5 separate regions of the Homo sapiens genome follow, and regions 1, 3, 4 and 5 are each linked to region 2. A link is a loop called in an ENCODE intact Hi-C map of the cell type or tissue named here. Cell type or tissue: A673. All regions are shown on one strand.

Region 1 (5,000 bases), 79 kb before region 2:
GTTCCCAACCTGCACATTTTGAAGTTAAGGAGGACATTAATTTGTCTAGAGAGTATTCATATCTGGTGCCTTTGAATGTCCTCATGCCATTCGCTTTCCATCTGTCTTTGGATGCGTGTTGTGGCTTTGCCTGGTTCTTTTAAATTGCATATTGTGCAGACAACTTTTTGTATCAGAAAAATCTAGAAAACAGCATGGTTGGAAGTGAGCAGAGGCAAGGCTGCATCTTGCCGGGGGAAGGGCTCTTGTGGCTGCATTGTGGACTCATGGACCAGCCTGTGGCCGGCCATGCTCACTCCGGGGCAATGTGTCTCCACAGCGACCGTGGCAGCCATGTATTACAGCTACTACATGCTACCGGACGGCACTTACTGCCTGGCGCCGCCCCCTCCCGGAATCGACGTGACTACTTACTACAGCACCCTTCCTGCTGGCGTGACCGTGTCTAACTCCCCTGGAGTGACGACCACCGCCCCACCACCTCCTGGGACCACACCACTACCGCCCCCAACCACAGCAGAGACTAGCAGCGGGGCCACCTCCACAACCACCACCACAAGGTAGGTGCAGCGTCCACCGCTGCCTGCTGTGTGAGTCACTCAGCACTGCAGTCACTGGGGCCGTCTGTGTCTCCATGGGGGGCTTGTAATCTAGATCATATACAGGGGTCCCCATTGTCTGAGTAGTTATTATTCCAAATCCCCAAGTTACAAAGTTGACAGGAAAACAGAAATGGTTGTAGCACAAACTTTTTAGCATTGAAGTTAAACCACTTATAAAGTTGAATTCATTTCACGTCGCACGCTGGCCCCAGATCTCCAGCATCTGTTCTTGCGCTTTGTGTCAGAGTCTCAGTTGAGCTGTGCTAGGCAAAATCAGTATGCAGTGAAGCTGCAGTTGTTTGCAAAACATGCAGGTTCATAAAGTTGACGCAGGTGATGTTGGGGTGCTTCATGAGTCTCTCCCAAGCTGTTGGCCACCAGGGGACCCTGGCAGCTACTTTAGTTAACCTGTGAAGCCATCGGCAGAGCCCTAGCTTCTCCAGCAGCGAGGGCCCCCAGTGTTCAGGGGACGAGTATGAGACAGGCGCTTTACCAGTGGGCCTGGAATGCCCTGCCTTGAAAGGAGACTCCTGGGAAATGGAATGAAACACGCGAGTTTCTGTGAAAACGACTCTTTCTGGTCATGCTGAGCAAGTCAGACAGGAAATGAAGGAGGTTGAACCATGCTTGCCGACTTGTTTTCAATATAACAACAACAACAACAAACTGCTTATTCTTTGTTATTTCTAAGAATTAGCTTGTGATTGGGGGGAAATGTTAATTAGTAGGAAAAATGCACCTTTTATCACTAAAATCCCCATTTTTCACTCTTGACAACAATCCTGTCTAGTTGACTTTAGTTTCTGTCGTGTGCATCACCTTCAACAAGAGCCTCCCCTAACACACTGTTTATAACTCACATGTCTCTCCGGGCATCTGAGGCGGTGAGGACCCCCGAGCAGCCAGGACTGAGCTTGGCGAGCCCCTGAAGCCCAGGGGTCTCACAGACTCTTCTCCTGCAGTGCACTTGCCCCCGTGGCCGCCATCATCCCCCCGCCCCCCGACGTCCAGCCCGTGATTGACAAGCTGGCCGAGTATGTCGCCAGGAACGGCCTGAAGTTCGAGACCAGTGTTCGTGCCAAGAATGATCAAAGGTCAGAAGAAGAATTTTATATGTTAGGTATATGGCATTTGGGGGTTTCGTTTAGCCTTTTTTTAAAAAAATGTAGGTACAGAATTAATTTTTTTATATATTTTTAAGCCTTTTCTTGGCTCAAATGTCTTTTTTTTTTTTTTTTTTTTTTTTGAGATGGAGTCTTGCTCTGTCACCCAGGCTGGAGTGCAGTGGCGCGATCTTGATTGACTGTAACCTCTACCTCCTGGGCTCAAGCAATTCTCCTGTCTCAGCCTCCTGAGTAGCTGGGACTACAGGCGCGCACCACCACGCCTGGTTAATTTTTGTATTTTGGTAGAGACAGGGTTTCACTGTGTTGGCCAGGCTGGTCTCAAACTCCTGACCTCAAGTGATCCACTTGCCTCAGCCTCCCAAAGTGCTAGGATTACAGATGTGAGCCACCACGCCCAACCAATGTCTTTAGATAAATACATTTTTTAATTGGCTTGTTAAATTGCTTAGACTTGGGTGGTGTTTTTAAATTATGTTACCTGTTTTTTGTTTCATTTTTTAAGTAGGAATTTTGAAGCTACCTAAAATAAAAGCCTATAATTCATGGTTTTCAAGAATCTGCCTTAAAAATCTAGACACAAACCCTTCTTTTTAAAAACCAAGCAATGTCCCACGCCTCAGTACTAATAAAACGTAAAGATATGTTGTCACATTTGCAGCGTGACCTGTGTAACCCCGGGCAAGCGATTTCGACCCCCTGTGTGCAGTCTCCCTCGTCTATAAGATGAGTAGCTAAAACAGTAACCACCTTGTGGGATTGTTGAGATCAGTAAAGAGCTAGGAGAACAGGGCCTGTTGTTACTTCAGTGAGCTTGTCTTGGTAAATGACCCATTTTCTTTCTTTTTCTGCTCAGATTTGAGTTCCTGCAGCCGTGGCACCAGTATAATGCTTATTATGAGTTTAAGAAGCAGTTCTTCCTCCAGAAAGAAGGGGGCGATAGCATGCAGGTACGTGTCTGAATGCAGGGAGGCTGTGAAGCTCTTAGAGGTGGCTCCGCCTTCCAGATCAGAAGTCGCTTTCTGTTTCTTCTCCTACAGGTGAAAGGGCTGGGTGATTCTTCACCTTTTTTTAATGTGTGTCTGGCATACTCCATCTTTCACGTCCCCCTTAGCTCTGGAACCTGATCTGTTGAAAGCATCTGCCCACGTTCACAGCATTGATGATTGTTTGTCCAGCACGTTCTAAACAAACAAAAAAAATCCTGTTCCTTCAACTGTTCGATGTTTTGGCCGTCTACAGTTACTAGCTACCTTTCATGACAGCCGGGTACCTTGCTTCTGTTGTGTTAACATGTATGAAATATATAAAATATAAGTGGGCGCCTCATGCCTGGCCAGCTGGTGCTGGGGGTGTCCTGCAGCACGGCCTCTGCCTGTGCCTGCACGCCCTTCCCCCTCACCAGATCCCCAGCGTGGTGCTGGCGCACTTGGAAGTGCTTTTTGTCCTACAGCCCCCTCTTCTGCCTTTGCTCTGCTCTTCTCAGTTATATAGACACCCTGACATTTTTGTAAAGCCAGTTTTGGTGAGGAGATGACATGGGCCTTACTTCTCAGGAGATTTCTTCAGACCCTTATCTCCAATAGCCCACACTGAAAGAAACTGACTCCTCTGTAGGTGATGGGGATAATTTGGTATTTTTAAAGAATTCTGAGTAATCAGTGTCCAAAGAAAAGATACTGAAAATTGGTTCCCAAGGCAGTATTAGGGCTTCAAAGAGTATAGTGTTTTTTCAGACAGGAGAAAATCTTCCATTCCTCTTTGATACATTCCATTGTAAGAAAAAACAGCAGATCTGGATTTGGAAGTCTGTTCCCAGTGCTGCTTGGGCAGTAATGTACAATTGCCGTTGTCCAGTGAAACATATACCGTATACATCTCTCTTTTTTTAAAATTTCTGTATAATTTCCTGCTGACAGTTTATAGTGACATTTAATCTCTAGGCTGTGTCTGCACCAGAAGAGGCTCCCACAGACTCTGCTCCCGAGAAGCCAAGTGATGCTGGGGAGGATGGCGCGCCTGAAGACGCAGCCGAGGTGGGAGCACGGGCAGGCTCAGGCGGGAAGAAGGAGGCATCGTCCAGTAAGACCGTCCCGGACGGGAAGCTGGTGAAAGGTATGCTGCCACTTGCATGTTGGCCTTGCACATTCCACCATAAGTTGGCAAGCGTAGGATCCTCGGTGACCTCAGACTCAGCGCCCTCACCTGCAGGCTGGGGTGGGGTTGGCGGCCCCCTGGAGGTTGCTGTGGTGAAACCTCTGCCTTCCATGCTGTGTCATGCTTGCCTCGCGTGGCATTGGAGGTAACGTGAGTGTGAGCAGCCCTTAGGTATGTGTCTGTTTAACAGTCTGTTCAGTGTACTGGACATTTGTACAGAAAGTTTCAAATAATCCTTTGTACTCCCTGGGACTTCTGAAACTATTTATATGCAAACTGTTGTACCAGTGAAATTCATTTATTAATTTGTCAAAGCAGATTCCTTGAGAATCTCTACCAGGCAATACTTCACTCACTCGATTTCAGTTACTTTGTTATGTTCTTGGAGCAAGACTTTGATGTCACAGGACAGACAGGCATGTAAAAATACAAAGTCAGTGTAATTAAAAAGCAGACAGAAGCAAAGGCCAGAGCAGGCCCTTAGCCAGGAACCTCGTGGAGCAGCAGTGGGCTCCCCCCGCGGGAGGGAGGTTCTGTGGAGTAGAGGCGTTCAGCTGGTGTTGCGAGAGGAACGGGAAGCTCTGAGGCAGGGGTGCAGCCCTAGGCAGGAGCCCCGTGGTGCGAGCTGCCCGGCCCCGTGTTGAGATGCGGTAGGTGGTCAGCAGTGACTTCGGGGGTGGCTGGTGAAGGAGCCTTGGCCAGCTTGCCCCGGTGCACCCTGTCGGGGAGGGGCCAGCACATCTGACAGGCTTTAGGTCAGCGGAATAACTTTATCCAGTCTGGTGACTTTGTGATGCGGTTAAGCCACTGGAGCGACTTCAGAGATTTCTGGTGGCATTGGTGGCCTGGAATGGAGTGTGACAGGTGTGGCAGTGGGGTGAGGTGTGGCAGTGGGGCGAGGCGACAGCTCTTGGGTCAGAAGGAAAGGCAGAGTGGAGACAAGAGATTGAGGAAGTGGGCTGGGGTGATAAGAGGACCGTCCTTTGCATAAAGATGCCTTGTTGTATGAGAATGGTGATCATTCAGCGAAACCAAATCCATGTGGATGAACCGCTAACTAGGCAATTCACTATATGTGTCTTTGGGCCTCTCATTCGAGTAGGTTACCTGAGCACAA
Region 2 (5,000 bases):
GGGTGTCCCCTCTCACCCTGCAGCTGCTCCCAGAGCTTCAGGCGAGCACCCCCAGCCAAAACCAAGACAGGCAGGAGGGTTAGACCATGGCCTGATTTCGCCATGAGAGACGTCTGACTGTCCCTTGCTCCGCGGTCCCCTTCTGACAGCCGTCTTCATGGCTCCGGGGATGTTGTTTGCCTTGGACGTGGGCTTTGCCACCCAACTAAGTGCCGGGCCTCAGTCTCCCTGTCTGCGCAATGGGGCCAGTGAGGACAGGCTGCCGTGCGATCAGCGGAGGTGCTTCCGATGGTTCAGGGACAGGAAGGGGGAAGGCTGGAGAGGATCTGGGGGGGGACGGGAAGGGGGAAGGCTGGAGAGGATCGGCGTGGGGGGACCGGAAGGGGGAAGGCTGGAGAGGATCTGGGGGGAGATGGGAAGGGGGAAGGCTGGAGAGGATCTGGGGGAGGGACCGGAAGGGGGAAGGCTGGAGAGGATCTGGGGGGTGACGGGAAGGGGGAAGGCTGGAGAGGATGGGGAGGGACCGGAAGGGGGAAGGCTGGAGAGGATCTGCGGGGGGAAGGGAAGGGGGAAGGCTGGAGAGGATCTGGGGGGGACGGGAAGGGGGAAGGCTGGAGAGGATCTGGGGGGGGACGGGAAGGGGGAAGGCTGGAGAGGATCTGGGGGGGAAGGGAAGGGGGAAGGCTGGAGAGGATCTGGGGGGGACGGGAAGGGGGAAGGCTGGAGAGGATCTGGAGGGGAAGGGAAGGGGGAAGGCTGGAGAGGATCTGGGGGGGACGGGAAGGGGGAAGGCTGGAGAGGATCGGGGGGACGGGAACGGGGAAGGCTGGAGAGGATCCGGGAGGGGGATGGGAAGGGGGAAGGCTGGAGAGGATCTTGTGGGGGAACGGGAAGGGGGAAGGCTGGAGAGGATCTGGGGGCACTGCAGGGTGTTCCCTGACACAGTGTCTTCCTGGGGGTTCCAGGGGCACTTTGCGCATGCGTGAGTTTGCCTCCTTGTTGGCAGCAGATCCCGTGGGACGCTTGCCCTGGCTGTGGACGCAGGGCAGGTGTCAGACGCATGCAGGGCGGCGTTTCTGTCACGCAGTGGGTGGGAGCCTCCTGGGCACCCGCCTCTGGGATTCGGGCCCTCCTGGGCACCCGCCTCTGGGATTCGGGCCCTCCTGGGCACCGTCTGAGTGGGACAGGACGGCAGGGACAGGACGGGGTGTGGAGCCTGGCTTCCCCTGTGGACCCTGCAGTAATAAGCAAGTCCCCTCCTCATGTTGGCCCCAAGGGCTCCACGCGATCTGGCCCACCTCCTTCTCCACCCCGCCCCCTGACTCTGTCACACCCGCTCCTCTGCGCTGTGTGTTTTCCCTGCCAAAGGGCCTTTGCACTTGCTGTCCCCACCACCGTGAGCATGTGAGCACCGCCCCACGCATCACCTGGACAGCTCCTTCCGTGTCCCCCAGGATGTTCCCTGAGCACCCATTTCATCAGCCCTCCAGCCCATCCCTCACCCCCACACAGCACAGTGGTCACAGGCGGAGACCCGGAAGCCAACAGCCTGGGCTGAGCTGAGGATACATGTCCGAACTCCCTGTGCCTCCGTGTTCTCATCTGTAAACTGGGAGTAATAAGAACACCCACTTCATAAGGTTAACCCTCAGTTGCCTGTGAGCACCTGCTTTGTGCCAGGCACCCTCCAGCAGGGACCACCCCCAGCCTTGCAGTGCCTGAGGGACATGGGCACGAATGACGTGGGCATGGTTGGGTAGTGCTGGATAACTGTTGGCTGTTAGGATCGAATAGAGCAGTTATTACTGTTCAGGACATAATGACCGCCTGAGACGCGTGTATGTGTTCAGGTGTTTGCTATTTATCTTCCTCACGATCCCGTCTTCCCCTGTGGGCAGTGGGATGGGGTCCCGCGGTCTCAGTCTCTCCCCAGTTGCTCAGACAGACGGATTCAGGGGATCTGGCAGTGTCCCTGCGGAAGAGGCTGGAGCAAGGGGGTCACTCCAACCGAGGGTCAGCCCCCAGAGGAGGCCGGTGCAGGGGAACCCCGCATGGCTGAGTGGGTCAGACGTGGTTGCTGGGACCACACCACAGCTCCATCACTGACCGTGTGCTGTGTGACCGTGGACAGGTTATCCACACTCTCTGAGCCTTAGTTTTCTCATCTGTAAAATGGGGCTGATGACACCTGCTCTCCCTGCCCCCAGGCCCCATGCAGGTTGGGTCACAGATGAGTATGGGGGTCGGGCCCTCATTCATCTGCAGGGGCCAGGCCCAGGCGCCACCACCATGGCACAGCAAGGCCACACATGCACCCGCCAGCCAGGGTGCCCTGGGCGGGAGGGGCCGTTACAACCAATCAGTGCAACCCAAAGCCCGGGGACGGGGCCTGCACTCCATAAACTCCCCAAAAACCATAAATTCCCTAAAAACCGTCAAAGGGAATTCTGTGCTGTGTGCATTACGCCCTCTTAAGGCTGGAAACAGATACGCATTGTGTCAGACAACAAGCATGGCTGAACGGTGAATCCAGAGTGGGCCTGGGCAGCTGCCTGCATCTGCGTCAGAGTCAGGGGCTGTGGGTGCCCACTTCCTGCCTGTGCCCCCCAGGGCAGGGCTCTGCCTCTGGCCTCTGTGTCCCCATCTTTGGTAATGGCCCAGCCCATGGGAGGAGCAGGAGAGCGGCCGCCTCTCCTAGGCAGCTCCAGAAATCAGCATCAGCCAGGGGGTGGCTGCCGTGGGTTGGGGCTCCCTGGAGCTCCTGGCAGCCCCCTCCCGCCTCCTCCCTCCTCCCGGCAGCCCCTCCCCCTCCCCAGTGGCCTTCTGGAAGGTTCACCCTGCTGCTGCTGCAGCACCCGCCCGCCACAGCCTCTGTTGCCCTGGAGACAGCGGTCTCCGTGGCGACAGCAGAGGGAGGACCAGGCGGCGGGTGGGCGTGGAGGGGGGCAGGTAGCAGGTTCCCAGGATCAGACGCCCCCCTGCCTGCGTGGGATCCACAGGCTCTGTAGGTACTGGGGGCAGGGGGCAGGGAGGGGGACACCTGGAGCGGGGAGTCTGGGCCCCCACCCCAGCGGCCATCCTACAGCAGGCATCCCCCTACCCACTGTGGGTGGGAGTGGGTCAGGGTAGAGGCCTGGCGGGAGAGGAGGGGTGGGGAGGGGCAGCCACATTTGCCCTGAGCTGCTGGCTGCAGTGGGGGGGTTTGCCCCAGGACTGTGCTCCAGGCCTGGTTAACCCCTACTCCCCTTAGCTAACAAGCCCACCTTGCCACCACCACCACCCCATTAGCCTGGGTCAACATTTCCAAGCCCTAGCCAGGAATCAGCCGCCCCCTCCCAGATGGACCTGAGCTGCCTGGTGAGCTGCCTGCCGCCTCTTCCCTGCAGGCTCAGGCCTCCCCACAGCCGCGCCTCCACCCACACTGGGAGCACAGGACAGGTCAGGGCTGGGCGAGGGCGCCTCGTGGGCTCAGGAGGCCCCCTGGGGCAGGTGGCCACTTCTACCTGTGTCCACCCGAAGGCTGGTGGCTCCCAAACCTGCAAGGCTTGTTCTGTTGGGGTGTCCCTGGCAAACTAGGAAGTGGTTCCCACCCTCTCACTCCAGCCCCCAAGACGGCCCCTCCCAGGATGCCTAGCCTGAGATTTGGGGCACAGCCCCCTGAGCACAAACTCGTGTTAGGTAGGAGGCACCCACCAGCCCTGCCCCACAGACCCACCACCCCCCAAGATTCGATGCCATTCTATGCTCAAATTCCAGTGCCTCTGGGGCCACAGGCGACAGTGCCTGTTTATCATGGGCGGGGCTGCCTGTCCCGGGCTGGTGCTGGGGCCCTGGTTCTATGAGTTGAAGCAGGCTGGCCGCTCACACCTGCAACTAAACCACCTGCTTCCAAACATTGGGCAACATTCCACAGCCACTGGGAGTGCTGCCTGCCAGGCCCGGCTCCACTTTCCTGAAATGCATGTGGCCTCGTGGCCAGGCTGCCCAGCTCCCTGGGGACCAGAGTGGGGGGTGCCCCAAACCGCCACCGTGAACCCCACAGAGTAAATGGGCCACTCAGTGCAGCTACCAGCCATGACCTCAGCTTATAGACGGGAAGGCTGGGGGGTGAGTTGTCCTCCCAAGGGGTCTCAGCACCTGCTGGCCCAACCCAGGCAGCAGCTGGCCTGGGTGGGAAAGGCACCTGCCTGTGTGGACCCTTCCCTGGTGAGGGGGCAGGGGGTCATCATCCAATATCATAGATGATGTGAGGAAACTCCAGAGTGCTTCCTGGAGGAGGTGACAGGCTATTGTAACCATGAGGCACAGTGGCCCTGTTGAGCTGTGATCTTAACAAAGGACTAAAAAGTGCAGAATGTGCTGATGGGCATCTCCAGCACCTACAGCGGTGACTGATCATGGGACACCCTCAGTAAACCCTGCAGGTGCAAGGTAGTGTGGGACCGGATGCTCGGGGCCAAAGATCCCCACACCCTGGAGGTCAGGGCGGAAGTGGGAGGCCAGCTTGTCAAGGCCAAGGCTGTCACCCCCAAGGCCCCTCCAGAGAAGCTGCCCACCCCAGTCATGAACGTCCACTTTGACGTCCTGTCGTGCCTATAGCTTTGGAGGGGCCCCCAGTTCTGTACACACTCTTGGCTTCCCCAAGGGGCTGAGGGGCTGGGCTGGGTCAGTAGGGTTTGGAAAGGGGGTAAAGGCACAGAGGGGGGCCCCGGGAAGGACTCAGTGCTTCCTGGAAGGGGGATCTCGGGGTGTGCAGATCCCATGTAGTGTCTTGTGAGGCCCCTCCTGGCCAGCACGGCCTGTTGCTGATGCCCCTGGGACTTCCAGGATGGTGGTGCCTCATTCCTCTGAGCACTGCCTGCTGGTGGGCAGGAGGGTTGGCCAGGACCACCCCATCACCAGCTCCTGCAGACCAGAACCTGGAGGCCCAGCAGGTGGCATAAATGAGTCACAAGCATTTTCTTTTTTCTTTTTCCTTTTTTTTTTTTTTAGGATTTCTT
Region 3 (5,000 bases), 730 kb before region 2:
AGGGAGTGGGCTCTGGGCAGAGTCGGTGTGAGTTCACCAAAGTCTCCACCTTGAGTTCCTCAAGCCCAGTGCAGGAGAGCCCATGAGGGTCAGGGGAAGCCAAGATGGAGGCACACACCCAGGGGACATCGTGGCACCTGCTGCAGGGAAGCCCACGGGCATGGCTGTGATTCCCAGGGGTCAGAGGTCAACAGCCTGAAGGTCTTCTCAAATATGGGAGGCCAGGCCCAGGAGTTGAAGGAAAAAGGTTTATCCATGGGAGAAGGAGTAGTGGGGCTCTCCTACCCCTAACTGCATGATTCTGCAATAACCAGAAACAAGAACAAGAAACCGCAGCCATTCTCCTGAGGGGACGGGGGCCCCATTTCTTCAAAGTTCCCTCTCATCCTCAGGGATACTGATGGGCTCCCCTGTGACTGCCCCTCCTCTCTCCCTGGGGCATCATGAACCTGGAAGGGGGATTCTTCCGTCTCCCTGGCCCTGGCCACGCAGTGCCCACCTTTCCCGTGATAGCCACAACGTCCGTGGAGAGGGAAGTCCAGCCCCTGGGAAATTGGAAGTTGTGCGCAGGTCCTTGCCTGCTGAGGCCTGAGCCGGCGTTCAGCACAGGTGGCTCTGCCCAGCCCTCAGCCTCTCTGCCTTGTCCCTGAGCCGGAGAGCACAAAAGGGCCCCTCCAGGGGAAATGCTGCTGGTGTCATGGCAACAGCTGTTTCACTCCTGAAGGGGGCCAGGCCAAGGCCCTGCCTTCTGCAAGCACTGGTTCTCAGAGAAGATACCAGGGCCTGCAGGGTGAAAATGAGCTCCTGCTAAAATGGGAGGCACAGGCTGTGGCGTCCAGGCTGCCCCTACCCCAGCCCCACGCACCCAGGAATCTAGCACGTCTGTAGCCCCTCGGGCGTGAGCCCACTCCGCTGTGAATCACAGTTGAAGGCGGTGCTTGCTGAGTGTTCGGGCTTCCCATGGCCCCCTGGCCCCAGGTTGCTCCCCGTGGTCCAGTGCACTACCTGCCTCACCCTGAGCTGGGGCCCCCTGGGCCTGCGGCATCTCCTCCCTCATTGCCAACAGCTCCTTACACACTCAGAGTGGCCTCCTTTTGTTCCTTTGTCCTGGTGATCGGGGAGAAGGCATTTAGACTCCCCCTACCCGCATGCCACAGGAGGAAGCTGGAGGCAGGCGTCTCGGAGGACGGGGGGACGTGGGTCTGGGGTCTGGGGCCTCAGTGCCGGACAGGGACAGCATGATGCAGGCTTCAGGCTTCAGCTGGGCCTCTGACAAGAGCCATGGGCCACAGGAGGAAGCACGTGGCGCCCTCCTGCACGTGAGCAGCTGGGAGGCTGCCCTTCCAGGCCTGTGGCTTAGGAGCCCGGAGCCTCCTGGAGCGCAGGGTCACATGTGTCTGAGCTTGAGGCCCCGACTTCAGAACCGAGGGGGCGCCGTCTGGATTGTGCGGTCGGTGAACTGCGGCTTCGGTTCTATCCTTTGTGGCCCTGCAGCCGCTTAATCCCCAGGTGTGTTCTGTTCTGCCTCATTCCCACAAGGTGTTGGGACCCAGCAGACACGGGTGCTGGCGATCACCACCGTGTCCATTTAGAGAGCTTTCCTGAGGCCCACAGTGTGCAGGCGGCAGCCATTGTGCGGGGACTGGGAGGGTTGTGGCCTCAGGCGGGGGCGGTAGCCAGCTCTTCCCTAGCACTACTTTGTGCGGGGACTGGGAGGGTCGTGGCCTCAGGCCGGGGCGGTAACCAGCTCTTCCCTAGCTGCTCCAGCACTTTATGTTTGTAAATTCATGGAGTCCTTGCGGCCACTGTGGGAATGGAGAGGGGTCATTATTTTCATTTCACAGCCGAGTGTCACATGGCCCAGATTGTCAGCCAGGACGTGGCCCAGCTGGGACTTGAACCCGGGAGGTCTGGCTCTGGGGCTGACTGTTAGTCTGCAGCCCTGTGTATTGCAGTGTAGACAGGAGGCTCAGCGCCTGCCCGGGCCAGGCAGCCACAGTCTGGAGACTGTGGCTGAGGGAGCCTCAGTGTTCTGTAGGGCACCTCGGGGCACCGGACATGCACGCACAGAACCAGGGCTGCAACCCCAGCACCGGCCTCTGTCGGTGGCAGCAACAGACATTTGGGCTGGGAGGCAGGCTTGGTGGTCAGCACCACACTCACAGGGGACCAGCTGTGCACCCACCTGGGCCCTCTGCAGCTTCAGGCTCCGATGGGGTGCCTGGGCCTGCTGCTGACGCCTCTGCTCTGCTCCCCGCAGCTTGCACGCGGACACCAGGTGGCGCTGTCGTCTATCAGCTATGTGGGCTGCTCCCTCTCCGTGCTCTGCCTGGTGGCCACGCTGGTCACCTTCGCCGTGCTGTCGTGAGTCCCCTTTTCTAATCCACCCAACAGTCTCTCGGCCCCTGCCTGCACCCAGATCTCAAGATGGAAGAGACACGGGAGAGGGGAGGGGCTGTGGAGGTAAGAGCACCAGGCTTAGCTGGAAAGGTCTGGAAAGGCCCCCAGCCCAGGCACAGGAATTCTGGTGGAACCCGAGCCAGGCAAAAGGGGATGGCCATGGGCCTGGGGACACCTCAGCCCTGTGCTCAGATATTCACTCTCGCTCCCACGTTCCTCAGCACAGGCGTGTGGTCGGCTTTGAGGGCCCGACTGTGCCCAAGAGAGATGAGAACATGCTTGGATGGGGGCTGGACAATAACCAAGTAAACAAAAGCGAGAACAAACATCTTCACTGTGATCACGCCACGAGGCAGCAGGGCAGAGAGCGAGGGGTGCAGCTAGGTCCCAGCAGTGGTCAGGAAGCTTACGCTGAGGGAGACATTTGGGCCGCCATGCGGGGACCTGGGAGAGGGTTTACTGCATGGGAACAGCTATGCAAAGGCCCCACAGCTGGAATAAGCTGGGGCTTTGAGAAGCAGGAACATGAGCTGGGAAAGAAAGGAACTCAGAGCAGAGCCATGGCCCAGGGTCAGACTGTGTAGGGCTGTGTGGGCATGGAAGGAGCTGGGGTCAGATCCAAGAGCAATAGGGAGCCATCGATGGTCCACAGCAGGGAGTGACAGCAACCCCTCTGGCTGCTCTTGGAGGAATGGATATAGGGACTTCGTGGGGCCAGGGAGCCCAGCCTGGGGGACTGGGTCGGCGCAGGGCCCAGGCCTCACACCCTGCCTCTGTCCTCAGCTCCGTGAGCACCATCCGGAACCAGCGCTACCACATCCACGCCAACCTGTCCTTCGCCGTGCTGGTGGCCCAGGTCCTGCTGCTCATTAGTTTCCGCCTCGAGCCGGGCACGGTGAGTGGGCGCAGCTCCGTGTTCCTGCGCTGTCCTTCCCTTGCCTCCTCGGATGTCACCGGGTGGCACCTTCTGCTAGCTTTTTCAACTCAAATTTCAGAACCCATCTCCCCAGACAACCAGGGCTGTGGTTTTCTCGGGGGAAGCAGAGATCGTGACGTGCATGAGCTGGTTTCTGTGCTGCACGCCAGCCTCGGGTAAAGCTGCCGCTGCCGCCACCCACTCACACTGCCTAGCACCAGCTACGCGCGAGGCACCATGACAAGGGCTTGCATCTGTGAAGCCATGTCACCCTCTAACCAGCTGTCATCCTCTCAGCCTACAGATAAAGGAATTGGGGCACAGGGCTCACAGTCCTTGGCCAAGCTGACGGCCTGGTGTGGGCAGACCAAGACTCTTATTGGCTGCAGGCTGTGCCCTTCATCAGCTGCTTGACAGCAAACAGTTGTGCCACCTCTGTTCAGCGAAGCAGACCTGCAGACCTAGATGCCATCTTTCCCTGCCCTTTGCATGGAGTGGGGGGTTCTCTGGGGCCCTAAGAAGTCTTAGACCTCACAGAAGGCAAAGAGCTGAGACTCTCTGAAGTGACCCAGCAGTGGAATGATGTGGGCTTGTAAGCTAGTTGATGGAAGAGAAAAACAGAGGGCTGCCTGCTCCATGTGTGGGAGGAAAAAGGGAGCTGGTTCTGGCAGAAGCTCTTAGGAACCCAGCAGGATAAGCCTGTGGTCTTAGGGTGCAATCAGGATTGGCCAACAGAAGATGAACGCTTTATCCCATGCCTAGCGGGTCAGCAGAGCCTCTCCTCCTCACTGCCCAGCAGAGCCCTTTGTCCCCATGCATGTCCTGGGGCTGCTGCCTATGGACAGACCCACCTTCATGTGGCAGCAAGCACCTCCCTCACAGGGCACCCCACCTCAGACTCGGGAGCATCTGAGAAGTTCCTGGATGCACCGTGGAATGGATGGGGTGTGCACTGGCCTCATGTTCTCCTGCTGGACGCTTCTCAGGCTCCGGTGTGAAACCTCCCATGAGGATTCCTTACAGTGCAGATTTTGGTTTAGGAGCTCTGGGTGGAGCTCAGAATGCTGTATTTCTATCAATCATTCAGGTGATGCTGACGCTGCCTGTTCAAGTCCATACTGGGGAGCAAGGTCCCACTGTGTGCTGGCAGCAGGAGGGGAGGCAGGTCTGCAGCAGCTCCAGGTGTCTATAATCCCAGCTGGTGGCCCTAGGGGACTGGGAGAGCATCTTTCCTCCAGAACCCTGTGTCTCAATCCCAGGGAAGGGCTCTGATGGGTCCCGCTTTCCCAGAGACCTGTGTCTGAATCCCAGGGAAGGGCTCTGATGGGTCCCGCTCTCCCAGAGACCTGTGTCTGAATCCCAGGGAAGGGCTCTGATGGGTCCTGCTTTCCCAGAGACCTGTGTCTGAATCCCAGCGAAGGGCTCTGATGGGTCCCGCTCTCCCAGAGACCTGTGGCTAAATCCCAGGGAAGGGCTCTGATGGGTCCCGCTCTCCCAGAGACCCGTGTCTAAATCGCAGGGAAGGGCTCTGATGGGTCCTGCTCTCCCAGAGACCCGTGTCTAAATCCCAGGGAAGGGCTCTGATGGGTCCCGCTCTCCCAGAGACCCGTGTCTGAATCCCAGGGAAGGGCTCTGATGGGTCCCGCTCTCCCAGAGACCTGGGTCAGAATCCCAGGGAAGGGCT
Region 4 (5,000 bases), 220 kb before region 2:
TTGTTTGTTTTTTGTTTTTTGAGACAGAGTCTCACTCTGTTGCCCAGGCTGGAGTGCAGTGGTGCGATCTTGGCTCACTGCAACCTCCACCTCCCAGGTTCTCCTGCCTCAGCCTCCCGAGTAGCTGGAATTACAGAGGCCCAAGACCACGTCCAGCTAATTTTTGGATTTTTAGTAGAGATGAGGTCTCACCATGTTGGCCAGGCTGGTCTTGAACTGCTGACCTCAAGTGATCTGCCCACCTCGGCCTCCCAAAGTACTGGAATTACAGGCGTGAGCCACCATGCCCGGCCCCAGGTTATTTTTTAATATTTTTGATCTGAGGTCCAAGGACATGGGGCCTATGGATATGGAGGGCCACGTCCATCTGTTTCCCCTCTCAGATTCTTCCCAGTCACCCTCTCAAACTTGCCAGTTGGTATTCTATTCCGGTTTAACTCTGGCATTAACTCATCTCAACCTAATCTCAGTGGAATCATAGAGGTAGATTTTGGATCCGACATTACCTGGGGGATTCTGTGGGAGTTAGGAGGAAGAGAAGTGAGTGTTTGTACAATCCACTGACAGCTATTCCTGTACTGCCTGTGTCTTCATTGTTTTGAATTTCTGTTTCATTTTCTATTTTTAAGCCTGTCTTGAGTCAGTTGAAATCAGATTAGCTGTCCTCTGAAGTTCCTTCCAGTTCTGAGAATCTGTGATTTCATTTAATATTAAACAGACTTGTGAGCAAACATGAAGGATGCGGAGGTATTTTATGAACTATAAACATACCAACACCAGTATGAGATTACTAATTCAACCTTTGTGTGTCTTGTGTATTCACACGGAGTACAGGTGCCTCAGGGAAGGGACCCAATGGTGTTGGGTCACCGGTTTCAGTGCATGCTCAGTATGACAGCCATAAGATCTCACTTTGCATGCAGTGGCTGGTCGGGTGCGGTCATCCGTGGTCACACTGCACCAGGGATGCCTTCAGGAAGGCTGTTCAGACCTTACAGAGGCATCTTCCCCTACACACAGAATTCCTTTTCTTTCTCACACACATGGTCCTTCAAGTTGTTTTCCAGACTTTTTTGTGTATAGGCCACGGATTCCAGCAGTGGTGGAGGGTGAGTCACTGTCACCGGTGGTAATTTATCATAGTTACCATGTTGGGAGGTTAGGAGGGGCTGGTTGTCATTCATCCATCCTCAGATTGTTTTTGTGATTTCTCTCAACATCAGTAGGTTGGGGTTTTTTTGATGAATTGTGTTTGTTTGTTTGTTTTTCTACCTTCCAAAAGTCTTTGTGGGATACTTCATTTTGGCTCTTTCATGTGTCTGGATGGTCTGACATTTTTGTTTTATTACAAAATTGAGCGGTAGAAACTGTAAATGAAGAATTTCACTCTTAGAAATGTCCAGCAAAGATCATTTAAATAGGTGAATAAAGAATTGAAGGTCCTCAGTTAGTAACATTACAGTCCTAGCATAAATTCTTCCTTAATTTTCATCTATGATGGGTTAGCTCTGATTAAAAATACCACTGGGGCTTGCGATTTTTACTTCTCTTCAGTTGCATTCGATATCAATTTTGTTTTAATTGTTTTATTTACATTTCATAGGAAATCAATGCAATGGACAAATGAGAGAGAAGCAAAAACACATTAATGGCATTTGTTTTTGCCATGTGACCATTTGAAGCAATTCTGGGAATAAACAGTTTAAAATCTGTTACTGTTTAGAATTAAATACTTTATATTTGGCATGTACTGCCTTCGTCTGATTTCTGCGTTGTTTCCATGGAAACGCGCATAATTTATGTGAAAGCGCCACACCATGTGTGATCACTTATGTTTAAGCCCAGTTTGGGATATTGTCTCTCGTATCCCCACACCTCCTCACCACTATTTTGTCTTTGATATGGAGCAGGTGTTGGCGAATGCAGCAACATCACTAAGGCAAGTTCCACCATAGACAACGCAGATATTTTGCTTGGAGAGTTTCTGCTTTTAAAATCTTTGGGGGAGCCAAGCCAACACCCCATGTTCACTCTGACACGTGGCTTCTGTGGTTCTGCGGGAACAGAAACACGCAGTTCCAGGACGGGCCTCCAGGGGGAGGTTGGGGCCGCCCTTCCTGCTCAGCCTGCAACCGACTCCTCCCGCCAGACAGGCTGTGGTCAGAGACACAACAGGAAAATCAAATTTGTTGATTTTCCAAACAAAAAGAAGTTGGTTTGTTTTTTGTATTTTACAGGTTTTTTTTCTACTTCGATAGCATTTTGGTGGTTTTTGTTACATGCATGAATTGTGTGGTGGTGAATTCTGAGATTCTAGTGCCCCCGTCACCCAAGGGGTGTCCATTGTCCTAGCGTGTAGGTCTTTTTATCCCTAGCCCCATCCCGCCCTCCTCCTTCTGAGCCTCTAGAGCCCATTACATCACTCCGTACGCCTTCGCGTAGTCAGCCTAGCTCCCTCTGACAAGTGAGAACATGTGGTTTTGGTTTTCCACGCCTGTGTTCCTTCACTTAGAATAATGCCCCCAGCTCCGTCCGAGTTGCTGCCCATCGGCTACTGAATGGATAAAGAAAACGTGGTGTCTATACACCAAGGGGTACTACTCAGCCATTAACATGAATGCAATACTGTCTGTTCCAGCAGCTTTTTGAGGAAGGCTAGCGCACCTAGCTAATCCATCTGAAGCCTAATGCTGTGCTCTGTTGTCTCAAAAATCAGTACTTGGAGGCAGGAATGTGGCTGCCTGCAGCAAACCATGAGAGACTCTGGGGACCTCGCTGTGGGGTTTTGGTGGGAAGGCGGCCCCAAGCCATCCCTGGCTCCTTGGCAGCAATGCAGGGCATCCCAGGGAAGCGGCTGGTGACGCTGGCACCTTTGATCATGAGAGAAGGGCGGTGGGGCCATCATGGAAAGCTTTAGAGAACTCAGCTACAAAACAGGAGATGTGGGCCTTGTGTTCCCATAGCCTTAAGAGCGGCATGAAAGAAACAGCCGTGGCTTCACCTGCCCAACGGGTAGGGAACAAGGCATGAAAAGACAACATTGTAGCCCTGTTGGTGGAGGCCCTCTCTGTCTTCGTCCACGAATGTGAAGCTTCTGATGGTCAACCTCAGAAATTAATCAAGAGCCTGCAGAGCTGCAGTGGGACAGGAGTGTCCCCCGTTTTATAGCCCATGGCAACACTGGGTCCGTTGGAGCAGGTTCGTCTGAAGGAGCTGGAGAGTGGCTGCCCGCAGTGGTCCCAGATCCCACCTGTCTATGAGGAGGCCACACCCTCCAGGGCACAGTTGACTGGACCTTTGATGACCTCTGACACAAGCAGGCCTCTCCCTGGCCACCTGGCCTGGGCGCCAAGAGTCTTGTTTCGGGTTGAGCCTGCCTCGTAAGCAAGATATGAGGAATCTCGGGGCTGTGTGCTGGGTGGGGAGCACCTTCTGCCTCATGGACAGAGGGGCAGAGAAGTCAGACCAGCAGAGGAAAGATGACAAAGCCACCTGCAAGGGAGAGCGGGGGCAGCCGGCCTCCTCTTCCTGGCACCCTCTCTTTTCTTGCCTTTTCTGTCATTAAACTTTCCTGGTTTTCCTCCCATTTCTCTGGACACCCCTTGGGCCCGCTTGCCAGCTCCTCTGCCTTCTTGTTTAAACAGCATCCCTTCCCACACCGTAGCCTGCTGGATAGAGTCCTGGGTCCCTAAGATGGGACAGGATGGTGACACCTGGCAGGAAGCGGGCAATGTCCCTACACACAGTTCCAGCTCCAGAGTGGAGGCTCAGGGATTTTGCCCAGGGGAGGGTAAAAGTGAGGGCTCCAGGTCTCTTCCCAAGGAAACTAACTTCATCTGCAGCACAGTATGGGGAAGTTGAAGCCCAAGGATGCTCTCAAGAACAGCGGAGGTGTGGCGGAAGGCGCCAGTGGACAGCAGATTCCTGGAGATGTGGGCCGCACTGCAGGCTGGCTAGTTTGCAGGGTCGGGCTGTGGGCTGTTTCTTGGAACAGGAGCGGCATGTGGGCAGGGCAGAGCCTCCAAGGCACCTGCTACAGCAGCAGCAGCCTTCACAGGGCAGGCTGGAGTGCCTGTGGAATGAGGGCATGGTGCCTGCGGCTCGGGTGTGCACAGTGGAGATGGGAGGGAGATAGTGTCTGGGCCAGGAAGACGGAGACGAAGCCGTCTCCTCTATTTCACTCATTAAAAATAACTCTGGGTCTCAGTTCCTCTGCAGCCAACCAGTCTTGGTGCCTTGGGTAGTTGGGTGTTTGGGGTCTAAATGAGCCTCTGCTTTCTGCAGACCTAGCCCTGGGGCTCAGCAGAGCGGAGGCCCCACAGTTCATGCTGACTGTGCCTCACGTGGGCTGGGGCAGAGAGAAGCCAACCAGAGACCCTTCAGCCACACGGGGTGTGTGGGGTTCCATCCAGCCTGCACCCAGCTGCCCGGACACGGCTCTGACGTGGGCTGAGTCCACACGTGGTGTGTGGGGTTCCATCCAGCCTGCACCCAACTGCCCGGAAACGGCTCTGACGTGGGCTGAGTCCACTCAGGGGTCCTTTGTGCCAATCCATTGTACAGGCAGGGGTGCCTGCTCCCCCTGCCCAGCATGGCCCCACCCACCTGCACAAGAAGGCCCAGGCTCCCTGTGCCCTGGCTCTGTGCCCCCCAGGCCCTGTCCTCCCTGCAGCCATGCCACATGATCCATGGTGCACTTGTTTCCGGCTCTGTGCCCCACCAAATGGCCCACCAGCCCAGAGGAAACCCAGGGCCACGTATTCCAAATCGTGATGGGGTGAGCCTGTGGTGCTGTCGAGACCCTGGAAAAATCCCCTGGGGTGGGGTCCTGCCCTCGGTCTCCACCCCACCTGGCCGCTGACATCGTGGGGATCCTGCCCCTTCCCCACTCCGCTGTGAGCCGCCCACCCGCTCCTTCCACCTGCCTGAGTCTTGAGTCACGACACTTTGCAGAATTAAGTTACTTCGCCACTGGCTCTCCACTTGAAAGTAACCTCTCT
Region 5 (5,000 bases), 170 kb after region 2:
CTCTGTCGCCCAGGCTGGAGTGCAGTGGCACGATCTCAGCTCACTGCAACCTCCGCCTCCTGGGTTCAAGCGATTCTCCTGCCTCAGCCTCCTGAGTAGCTGGGATTATAGGCACCAGCCACCATGCCTGGCTATTTTTTATATTTTTAGTAGAGATAGGGTTTTACCGTGTTGCCCAGGCTGGTCTCCAACTCCTGACCTCAGGTGATCTGCCCACCTGAGCCTCCCAAAGTGCTGGGGTTACAGGCTGAGCCACCGTGCCTGGCCCTCATACATTAAATTGAGGAATATGACTTTTTCTTTTCTTCATAGTCAATTATGATAGTCAAATTTTCTAGGAATTTCTTTATTTCATCTACATTTTAAAATTTATTGGCATACATTGTCAATAATTTCTCCTTACAGTGTTTCCGATCTTGGCTGTGTTTGTATGTATGTCCCTTCTTTCTCCTAATACTGTGTATTTATGCCTGTTTTCTTGATAGTCTTGTCAAAAGTTTGTCAGATTCTTTTTTTTTTTTTTTAATCTGGCGCCTGTATATTGTTTTCTGTTTTGTTTCTGCTCGTAGTATTTCTTTTTTAAAAACATCTTTTTCTGAGTTTTTAACTTGGATGACTAGCTTCCTAATTTTCATCAGCTCATTAATATAAACATTTAAGGGTCTGAATTTTTCCGTAATACTGCTTTAGCTGAATATCATATTTATTATTCAGTTTTAAATATTTTCTGATTTCCCCTGTATATATATTTTATTGACCCATGAGTTATTTAGAAGGATGTTTCTTAATTTCCAAACAATACAGGGTTTTCAATATATATTTTTATTATTATTCTACATTAATTGCATTTTGATCAGACAGAAGATGTATGGGATTCTCACTGACCTGGATTTTGTTGAGGTAGGTTTTGAATGGACCAGTTTATAAACATTCCATACATGCTTTAAAACAACATGCATTCATCAGGTTATGGTACAATTCTCTCTCTCAGTCCACCAGGTAGAACTTGTTGATTGCATTATCCAGTTCTTATCCTTACTGATTTTTGTCTTCTTGCTCTATCAATTACTGAGAGAAGTATGTTAAAATGTTCCATTATGATAATGAGTACCTATTTCTCCTTAAGTTTCTGTCAGTTTTCATTTTATGTATTTTGAGACTATGTTAGTATGTGCATATATAGGTTTAGAATTGTTATCCTATTACGTCATCAGTTTTACTTGATTCTAGATAATTTTATCACATCTGTGTTCTATTTTATGAATTCTCTTTTAAGCTCTTCCTAGTCTTTTGTTAACCCATTGATTAAGTGTTAAATTCCAGTTACCAGTTTGTTTTAAGACATTCCCAATGGTTTTTTAGAAAACCTACATGAAATTTTAAAATTATCTCTTGCTCTGTATTCAGACTTTCAGTCATCTCTTTTATTTCTTCAAATATGAAATTTTATAATCTCTGCCTAATAATTGCATGGGTGATGTTTTTGCAGGTCTGATTCTGCTGTCGTTTATGAATCCTGGTTTCTGCTGATGGTACATTGTTTCCTAGCGTACTTTGTGATTTTTGACAATTTATTGGTGTAGGGACCAGCCCCACAGGGTCGGTGGGTTTCTTCCCACCGTGTGTGGAGACGAGAGATTGTGGAAATAAAGACACGAGACAAAGAGATAAAAGAAAAGACAGCTGGGCCCAGGGGACCACTCCCACCAAGACGCGGAGACTGGTAGTGGCCCCGAATGTCTGGCTGCGCTATTATTTATTGGATACAAAGCAAAAGGGGCAGGGTAAATAGTGTGAGTCATCTCCAATGATAGGTAGGGTCACGTGGGTTACGTGTCCACTGGACAGGGGGCCCTCCCCTGCCTGGCAGCCGAGGCAGAGAGAGAGAGACAGCTTACGCCATTATTTCTGCATATCAGAGACTTTTAGTACTTTCACTAATTTTGCTACTGTTATCTAAAAGGCAGAGCCACGTGTACAGGATGGAACATGAAAGCAGACTAGGAGTGTGACCACTGAAGCACAGCATCACAGGGAGACGGTTAGGCCTCCGGATAACTGTGCGTGGGCCTGACTGATGTCAGGGCCTCCACAAGAGGTGGAGGAGTAGAGTCTTCTCTAAACTCCCCACAAGGAAAGGGAGACTCCCTTTCCCGGTCCGCTAAGTAGCAGGTGTTTTTCCTTGACACTGAGGCTACAACAGGCGTCTTCCCAGATCCTGGCGTTACCGCTAGACCCAGGAGCCCTCTGGTGGCCCTGTCCGGGCATAACAGAAGGCTCGCACTCTTGTCTTCTGGTCACTCCTCACTATGTCTCCTCAGCTCCTATCTCTGTATGGGCTGGCTTTTCCTAGGTTATGATTATAGAGCGAGGATTATTATAATATTGGAATAAAGAGTAATTGCTACAAACTAGTGATTAATGATATTCGTATATAATCATGTCTATGATCTAGATCTAGTATAACTCTTGTTGTTTTATATATTTTATTACACTGGAACAGCTCGTGCCCTCGGTCTCTTGCCTCGGCACCTGGATGGCTTGCCGCCCACATATTGGAACTTCATTGTGGAAGTTACTTTAGGCCTGACAGTGAAGGAGTTTCCTCTAGAGAGAGTTTCTGTTAACTTCTGATCTGTGTTCTTTTGTAAAGCATGTCTCTTGTAAACAGCATATAGTTGGTCTTCTCTGCCCTACAGTTTATTCTAATGTCCCTATGTCTCTAAATTGGAGTGTTTAGTACATTTGTATTAAATTTAAGCCTGTTCTATTAATAATTGGGCCTAGATCTATCCTAATTTTAAAATTTATCTTGTATTTTCTCACCTGTTCTTTAGTCAATCTCTTTATGGTTAAAGCATCAGGCAAGTATTTACAAATTATTTCATTTCCTCTTCTCTGTTAGCTTTCTGTATTCTTGTTGTAGGGGCTATCTGATTATGGTGCGCATTCTTGACTTACTAGATATCCTATTAAATTAGCGCTGTATACTCTGTGGGGCAGAGTTTGGGAGCAGCCTTGCTGGGTGGTTGTGGCACAGGTCTCCTGTGAAGATGGTTTTCAGAAGGCTTGATGTAGCAGGCTGGAGGATGCCATTCCAGGCTGGTTCATTCTGCCAGCTGATGGGCTCTGGTTGCATGCTGAGGGCAGGCTGAGTGTCCTCCTGACCTGGGGCTGGTGTCCGAGAGCAAATATCCATGAGGGAGCAGGATAGACACTGTAGTATCTTTTGTAGCTGAGTCTTGGAAGTCACCTACGGTCATTCTCACATATGGTGGTCACACCGGTCAGGCCAGGTCAGTGTGGGAGAGACCAGGAGTGAACACCAGGAGGTGGGTTCCTGGGGATCCCATTGTCTTTATGGTGTCGAGCTGAATCCATGAGCAGAGCCTCTCATTGGGTCAAGGCTTCTTCATGGTCTTCAGGAACCTCTTAGAGCTTTCTTCACAGAGATGTGGAATTTTTGAAAGTTTAATTCTAAGTATATTTAGCTCTTCATGTCCATGGGTTTCAAATCCATGAATTTGATCAACTACAGATAGAAAATATTTACCAAAAACAAAACAAAGCAAAACAGTAAAAAATAAGAACACAGCTGGGTGTGGTGGCTCACACCTGTAATCCTGGCTGCTTGGGAGACTGAGGCAGGATGGTCACTTGAGCCCAGGAGTTCAAGTTCAGCCTGGGCAACATAGCAAGACCCCATCTCTAAAAGAAATATTAAAAAAAAAAAAAACAGCCAACCAAAAAAACCCCCCAAACCAAATAAGCCAAAATAACAGTACAACAATTACAAAAAAGATACCAAAAAAATGTGTAACAACTATTTACATAGCATTCACATTGTATTAGGTATTATAAGTAACCTAGAGATTATTTAAAATATATGAGAGGATGTGTATAGGTTACGTGCAAATATACATTACTTTATATAAGGGACTTGAGCATCCTTGGATTTTGGTATCGAAAGGGGCCTTGGAACCACCTTCTCAGGGATACTGAGGGACGACTGTATTTAATTTTCTGTCTAAACAGGTTTTTTTTTCTTCGATTTCATTTTCTAACTCATTTCCATATGTGGAGGCTGATTTCTGTGTATTGTTTGTTCTGAGACACCTTACAGAATTATCTTCTTACTGGAAGTTTCCAGTGGTTTGGCTTGTTTTTCCTACTTACATATAGCATCATATGCTGTAGTGGTGCATCCCAGCATTTCGCTCTGGAAGCATCAGACAGACAGGAAAGGTGAAGAACCTTGTTAGGAACATCATGGACACACCACCTGAATTCCACAGCCAACACTTACTTTCACTGGGCTCCATTAGGTCTATGTCCATCAAGCCAGTGTGGCAAATATTTAACATCCTGAGCAAATGAATTCAAAAAGTGTTTTGCTAGTCCCAAGTGGACAGTGCCTTTAACATGGTCCTTGTAGGGTGCTTGTCCATGGCATTTGTTGTTTTGGCTCAACAGTCTTTGACATAAAATACAGATGCAAACAAGCTCACATATCACAAGTACACAGCCCAACTAAAGGGTTTTCCCCTGTTAGATCTACCACTGTGTGAACATTCTTTGAACAGAAATCTGGGTTCACATTTCTGTCATTCCTCTGGATAGACTCACTAAAAGGGGAAATGATGAGGTTGAGGGCATTGGATTCCAAAGCCCTTCAGCTTTCCGTGTTGATTTCCAGAAAAATCCAGCCAGTTTATGCCATTATCAGCAGCATGTGGGAGTATCTAATTCATAATAATTTCCCAGTGTTATGATTTTAAGGTGGTTGATAATTTGGTACTTAACAAATTGTGCACTGATTTCCAGGGATGATTAATGAAAAAACATTTTATTGCCCTTTACACTTTTATGTATGTAACAGCTTCATATCCTTTGCCCACTGTTATTGGGGATTTAATTAATGTGTGGTATTTTTTTTTAAGCAATTAGGGTGAGTGTTTTATAAAAAAAGCTTAATTATGTTTTATTATACTTTTTAACAT

The links. Hi-C counts contacts between places; a loop is a spot of excess contacts. Peaks named below come from ENCODE experiments on the same cell type or tissue, not always from the same donor. Only the 100,000 strongest peaks of a DNase experiment are listed, where the experiment ranks them.
Region 1: a loop joins it to region 2, with 2.8 times the contacts of the local background. A loop is called at or near these places in 3 of 110 quality-filtered maps.
Region 3: a loop joins it to region 2, with 4 times the contacts of the local background. A loop is called at or near these places in 42 of 110 quality-filtered maps.
Region 4: a loop joins it to region 2, with 4 times the contacts of the local background. A loop is called at or near these places in 33 of 110 quality-filtered maps.
Region 5: a loop joins it to region 2, with 4 times the contacts of the local background. A loop is called at or near these places in 19 of 110 quality-filtered maps.

Annotation. Positions count from the first base shown.
Region 1 is chr12:131,752,804-131,757,803 of GRCh38, forward strand. SFSWAP (splicing factor SWAP) reads left to right here. Exons shown (of 18, transcript NM_004592.4): 8 at 320-560; 9 at 1,565-1,696; 10 at 2,583-2,676; 11 at 3,670-3,841. Among named protein-coding and RNA genes, the nearest start is that of SFSWAP, 44 kb to the left of the region's middle. In A673, a CTCF peak has its summit at 2,653; a DNase peak (open chromatin) is centred at 2,668.
Region 2 is chr12:131,831,501-131,836,500 of GRCh38, forward strand. All of the region lies in intron 1 of MMP17 (matrix metallopeptidase 17), which reads left to right. Among named protein-coding and RNA genes, the nearest start is that of MMP17, 5.6 kb to the left of the region's middle. RefSeq lists an enhancer at 1,062-1,671. In A673, CTCF peaks have their summits at 2,461 and 4,919 (motif pointing right); DNase peaks (open chromatin) are centred at 451, 971 and 2,451; H3K4me3 peaks cover 896 bases; H3K27ac peaks cover 1,562 bases.
Region 3 is chr12:131,102,571-131,107,570 of GRCh38, forward strand. It overlaps ADGRD1 (adhesion G protein-coupled receptor D1), which reads left to right. Exons shown (of 25, transcript NM_198827.5): 16 at 2,261-2,364; 17 at 3,184-3,295. Among named protein-coding and RNA genes, the nearest start is that of LINC01257, 60 kb to the right of the region's middle. RefSeq lists an enhancer at 2,465-2,534. In A673, CTCF peaks have their summits at 2,276 (motif pointing right) and 2,486; a DNase peak (open chromatin) is centred at 2,311.
Region 4 is chr12:131,607,120-131,612,119 of GRCh38, forward strand. No RefSeq gene overlaps it. Among named protein-coding and RNA genes, the nearest start is that of LINC02414, 39 kb to the right of the region's middle. RefSeq lists an enhancer at 526-715. In A673, a CTCF peak has its summit at 2,083 (motif pointing right); a DNase peak (open chromatin) is centred at 2,112.
Region 5 is chr12:131,999,471-132,004,470 of GRCh38, forward strand. The region is part of intron 12 of EP400 (E1A binding protein p400); the gene reads left to right. Among named protein-coding and RNA genes, the nearest start is that of SNORA49, 29 kb to the right of the region's middle. In A673, a CTCF peak has its summit at 2,250 (motif pointing left); a DNase peak (open chromatin) is centred at 2,211.